Regions from separate parts of the Homo sapiens genome. Here region 2 is linked to region 1. The links are chromatin contacts, found by Hi-C or POLR2A ChIA-PET in ENCODE. All regions are on one chromosome and are shown on one strand. Each heading gives the region's core, a stretch centred on a gene start or an enhancer-like site at or near the end of the contact. The rest is flanking DNA. Distances are from core to core; before and after follow the strand shown.

Region 1 (2,676 bases), core at 70-2,569:
AAGAATCAAGATAATCTGGCCATATGCAAGTTGGGAGGGGGTGGGGAATGGTCTTCCTACTGAAAAATGGAATAAGTATACAGCAGATATTTAAACTGATTATAATATTTAAAACATGTTGTAGTTTACTGTACTCTGTGAGGCTCGTATCTCACATTTTATAAGAATCCTACCCTGACAATAGCCATCTCCAGCCAACACTTCATTCAAATAATACAAATGCCTTCAGCCCTTTACATTACTCAGTGATATCTAGTTTTTGTAGGCCTGTCTTGTCTCCTTTATGAAACCAGATCTTGCTGCTCCCCTAAATGCTGTTCATTTTAGAGGACCTCACTGGCCCATAGGCACACCACACATATTTTTATCTCTACATATTCATCTATGTTGGCTTCTTCTTCTGAACGTATCTCTTGCTCTCTCTAACCTTCAAGCTTCAGTCCCACTTTCCTCATGAAGTCTTTTGTGATTACTGTAACAATAGATGCAGATATTTTTATTTGGAGTTTGGGTTTGAAAACACTCATTTCAATGCAGTTGTTCTATTTCAAGGACATAAATCACATTAATAAACTATTATTCCTTGTATTAATATGCAAAAAATTACTTTAGAATATCTTACTTTTTAAAGATCAAATGGGTCTAATTACACTTTTCTTCCATGAATATTAAAAACATATCCAACTTAGTTTATAATAATATTAGGAATTATTATAATGGCTATTTTTTATTAAGTACCGGGTACTTTGCTAAATGCCTGTATACCACTGTCATGATTTCTTACAAAAACGCTTGAAGGTAAGAATATTATTTTCATAGTAAGAGCAAGGAAACACAGGCTCAAAATTATCTGTTCGATTGAGTGTTAGAAGAGGAGTCAAGCCCAGATTTATCTAGTTCCAAAGCCTGTGTTCTTTGTATGACACTAGCCAGCCTTGGTGCAGAATCTCCCACAGCTAACCTACAATTGGTACATAGGTATGTAACTCTAAACTGTAAACTTGGGGCTTTCAGTTTTCACATGTGGAAACAATTTTAGCCATACAAAAACGTGCAAAAATTATCAGTCATAATTCAATTTGGATGCCAATAATTTAAGAGCTTCAAAAACTACATGGAATAACCACTCATAGTGTATAAGGTCATTTTCATTGCCAAAAAACCCCTAGGTTATAAAAATTATAGGGAGTAAATATAGCCAAATATACCAAAGTATTGTAGGGAAAGAGGTCTCTTTGCTACTCTTTCCCAACTACTGTTCTTGCCCAAGAGAGTCTAGCAGCACAGGCAGCATACCTCTGGGCATTCTCCCAGGTATATCTGCTGGCTACTTTGCCAATGGGCTTAATCAAAATTGTTTCCACACATACAGCTGCCATTTCTCTCTCTCTGACCTGTAAAGCAGGGAATAAATGACTCAGCATGCCATTTCTGAAAGACTGCCAATTCCTAGGTGACTAGAATAATATATCTCCTAGGCATTCAAACTGAATAAAAGTTACTGAATTCCAACTGAGTATAAAGCAGTCAATAAATGCTTACTAATGAAGAGCTCTAACATTTATCCAGGAGAACTACGGATTATTGTGCCAAAAAAGAAACTTAAGTCTTCCACTTCCATCTAAGCCTTAGAGTAACTAAAATATAGCACCATTACCAAATGATACTAAGTAAACATACTACCTGTACTAGAAGCAATACAGTATTTCTCTATAAGCCATGAAATAAAGGATATATAGATAAATATAGTAAGTTGAGAATGTAAATAATATATCAACATTATGAATGAGCAGAACAGTTAGGCATACTATAGAGTGATGAGTATGAGATACAGGAACTGTATATAAAATAATTCCTCATTTATCTCATGCTAGAAAACCTTTAAGAGACAGTGAAATCTTTAAGACGATTTAAAAAAATTAAGTGGAAACTAAAAGAAGTCTTCCCTTTGACAGAGGGAAATGCAAGGCTATGTGTATAAGAATGTACTGTATAGAAAGTAAAGCCCAATAAAGAGTATTTTTAAAAAGCATTTAAGATTAGAACCACAATGTAATGCTACAGCACATGAGCACAATAAAAAAGGACATAGCCCATCAAAGTAACAATCCAACTCATTACTCTTTTTTTTATTTTTATTTTTAAGAGAAAGGGTTTTACTACACTGCATGTTGCCTGTTGCCCTGATTGTCTTCAAACTCCTGTACTCAAGCAATCCTCCTGCCTCAGCCTCCCAAGTAGCTGAGACTACAGGCACATGCCACCATCCTCAGCTCACCAACTCAGTATCTTTAATGATGGGATTAGTAATTACTGACAAGCTTCAAACCCATATAAAAAATGTTTTGTTATGTGGTTAACTTCTCTAAGGAAGATAATTTGAGTTAATATGACAAAATAGGTAAAAATCAATAAAATCTCTTACACAGAACAGTTGTTGAATAAGAAAAAAAATCATTCAATATAAAACCTAAAACTATAGTAGCAAAATGGTATCTAGCAGATGGCTTCCTTCTAGATACAAAGTACCTTATATCCAATATTTAAAATACATATGTTTAGGGCTCTTCAAATTTTTTTTAAGGACTTACTCTATTTCTTAGACTATCACGTTGTTCCATAAAGATTTATTCAATAAAGGTTAACTTTAGTTTGGTCTCTAAATTTTTTCAAGTA
Region 2 (2,676 bases), core at 100-2,599, 45 kb after region 1:
CCTTCTTAGCTCCATCAGTCATATAAAAGAGTATTTAGTGTTCTAAAAAAAAAAAAAAAAAAAGAAGTATGCTCCTTAAACAATAGATTACAATGTCTATGTCAAAGTACTCGTTTATCAAATAAACCCTTATTATCTTAGACTTTTATATTTACATCCTGCCAGTCTTAGTGCCACAAGAATGCCATCGAGTTCCTCAGCAACGTGTCTTCCACCAAAATCTCAAATGTATTTTAAAATATATTTTTATGAAGTTGACTTTTAACACATTTCCAACCTAGTAACTACTCTTTAAGGAAAAAAAAAAACCACCAAATATTGGGAATGTCTGAAGAAACATGACATCTGTCTAGGAAGTGATGTAGTCTGTTTAAACTGAAAAAAAAAAAAAAACAAAAATGCACTGCCCCCTTTCAAAGTTAGTCCGGGAATTGAGTTTAGAATCCTTTAAAGGAAAAGAGGGATATCATGTACTGAACTTGTCTGGTGGGGTCTGAGACACTAAAACTGAGCGGCCTCAAGGGCCCGAGAAAGTTACAGGGCTCCGAGAGCTGCAACAGCAGCAGGTAGAGCTGCGGCCGGGAACCGCGGCCCTGGCCTGGCGGGTGCGAGCGGCGGGAGCGACTGGCGCCCCAAAGCCTGTCATGCAACATCCCCTTTGCCACTGGGGCGGAACGCACGCTCTCTAGTAATTTAACACCCCTCCTTTCAAACTGGAGGCCGGGGAACAAGTTCTAATAAATGTAAAATCGAATTCTACCTACGCTGAATATCTGGATTTTCAAACAACCCTTGGGACCATGCCAGCCCGGGCCCGGGGCCCAGTCCAGGCAGCGGGAGCCCACCGTCCCCAGGGCGCTGGGGGTCCGACACCGGCGCTGAAGGCAGACTCCGCGCCCCGAGGAAAGGAGAATCCCGCGGCGGCGAAGGTCGACTTTGGCCCGGCCAGGCACGTTCGGGCCGCGGCTCAGCCACGACTCGGGCAGGGCCTCGCGGCCCCTACCAGCCCCGGGAGGAGCCTGGCCGGCCGGGCCGTTACCACAGTGGCGCCTCGGCCAGCTGGGCGCGAGCGGAGGCGCGCCAAGCCCTGGCGGCGGCGCCACGGCCGGGCAGCACGGGCCCCGCAACTTCGCGCCGCCACCTTAGCGTCTCCGGAGGAACCGGGAGCGGGGAGTGGGGGAAGGGAGGGCGCCGCGCCTTACCCGGAGAGCGGGCGGCTTCTGCCCGCCGGCGTGTGGCTGGGGCGCTGCGCGGCGGCGCGGCTGCGACAGGGAGGGAGAAGCGGTGGTGCGAGCGCTGGCCCGCGGGAGACGAGAGGCGCCGCCGCCACCGCAGACAGCTCCGCAATATGGCCGCTCGGCGCCTCCGCGGGAAAAGGCGGGGCTGCCCGGCGCCCCCCCGCCTCCCCCTGCCGGCCGGCCGTCCTCGCGCCGCGGACTGAGCGCCAACGCCGCCGCTGGGGGCCGCCCCCGCCCCGCCCCTCCCGCAGGCTCGCAGCCGCAGGCCTGGCTCCGGGCGTGGCCGGGGGTCGCGGTCTGGGGCCGGCCAACGCGAGGTGGGTGGCTGCGGGCTCGGGAGCGCCCAGGGAAATAGGGCGAATGCGCCGGAGGGTCGAGCCCTTCCAGAGAGCGCTGGGCTCCAGCTAAACCTGCGGTCGAGGGAAGCGGAGCCGCCCAGCCCAAAGCTCGGAGTGTGCCCGCCGCCTCCCCAACGAGTGGAAACTTGAAACTCCCGCTGGTGCCAGCAAACTCACTGAGGGCGTTGCCGTCGCCCCCAGAGGAGGAATTCTTCCCAGAGGGAGCCGGGGACCAAATGAAGCGTGAGACTTGGCTGTTAGGTTTGAAGATCCTGGACTGGGAAGGAGAAAAGGGCCTACCTGAGCGGAATTTAGATTTGCAACAAAGAACGTTTACATTATTTTGGCAGGTTTTAGCCAACTAGAAAAACTTAATTTTTCAGCGACAATTTTCAAACTTCACCAAAACCTCAATGGATAAGACCCCAAATCAGGAGTGCAAATTTTAATCCAAGCAAGGATGTGTGATAATTTTTTATTACCAACGACATGCTTTGGCAGTTGGAAGGAGTTGGTTAGCAAGAAAAAGTTGGAAGTAGGGCCCCAAAGAGCCGCCAAACCTACATAATTCTAGATTTAGAGAAAGTTAGGCATTCGATCTTAAGACTAAGTCTAGCCCACTCACTTTAGTTAGTGGCTGGGATGAGACAGGAAGCTCCTGACTTCTGGATCAGTCTTCTGTCATCTAATCCATGCTGAGTCCCCTCAGTATTGTCTGCTGGGATGATTCAGGGAGCAAAACTTGCTATGAGTATACAAACAGCAAGCGCACAAAATCAGATTCGCCTGGCTTGCCCTGTTTGCAATACTTTTTTTAGCTTATCTTTTGTGAACAAACTTTAGATTCAAATAACAAAACGCCTGAGTATACTTACTTTTATAGGACAAATAACTCCTATACTTCCTGCCTTAGCATTTACCTTAGGTGAGACAGTAGCTTTTCCAGGAAATATCTGCAAATCACTTTCACTAGCCTGCCTCTTCAGTGAGTTTCCACTATTGCCCTTTGAGACCTCTCCGAACAATTAAAAGCCCCCAAGAGACTCAAGGGTTAAACTCAAGGGCCTTTAGATAGCAAATTCCTCAAGGATGGGAACCAG

The links. Hi-C counts contacts between places; a loop is a spot of excess contacts on that map. ChIA-PET counts read pairs that join two places held with the same protein, here RNA polymerase II (POLR2A). Pooled maps may share reads with other maps.
Region 2: a loop to region 1 is called in a map of gastrocnemius medialis, with 5 times the contacts of the local background. The contact joins the promoter of RDX here to the enhancer-like site in region 1. A Hi-C loop is called at or near these places in 11 of 168 maps with a recorded cell type or tissue (B cell, CD4-positive, alpha-beta memory T cell, HepG2 and 7 more), 1 of 37 single-sample maps with no recorded cell type and 11 of 50 pooled maps. POLR2A ChIA-PET finds 5 or more read pairs at or near these places in 14 of 52 experiments (A673, GM12878, HCT116 and 11 more).

What each region holds. Positions count from the first base shown.
Region 1 is chr11:110,250,657-110,253,332 of GRCh38, forward strand. The region is part of intron 9 of RDX (radixin); the gene reads right to left. Among named protein-coding and RNA genes, the nearest start is that of RDX, 45 kb to the right of the region's middle. Within about 2 kb of position 1,320, at least 8 of the 41 ENCODE cell types and tissues checked have a DNase peak (open chromatin) inside an H3K27ac peak, as active enhancers do; they include HCT116, PC-3 and gastrocnemius medialis, where a contact is called at or near this core.
Region 2 is chr11:110,295,265-110,297,940 of GRCh38, forward strand. It overlaps RDX (radixin), which reads right to left and starts at 1,350. Exons shown (of 14, transcript NM_002906.4): 1 at 1,203-1,350. RefSeq lists an enhancer at 447-1,319 and silencers at 533-592, 723-822, 833-882, 933-1,732.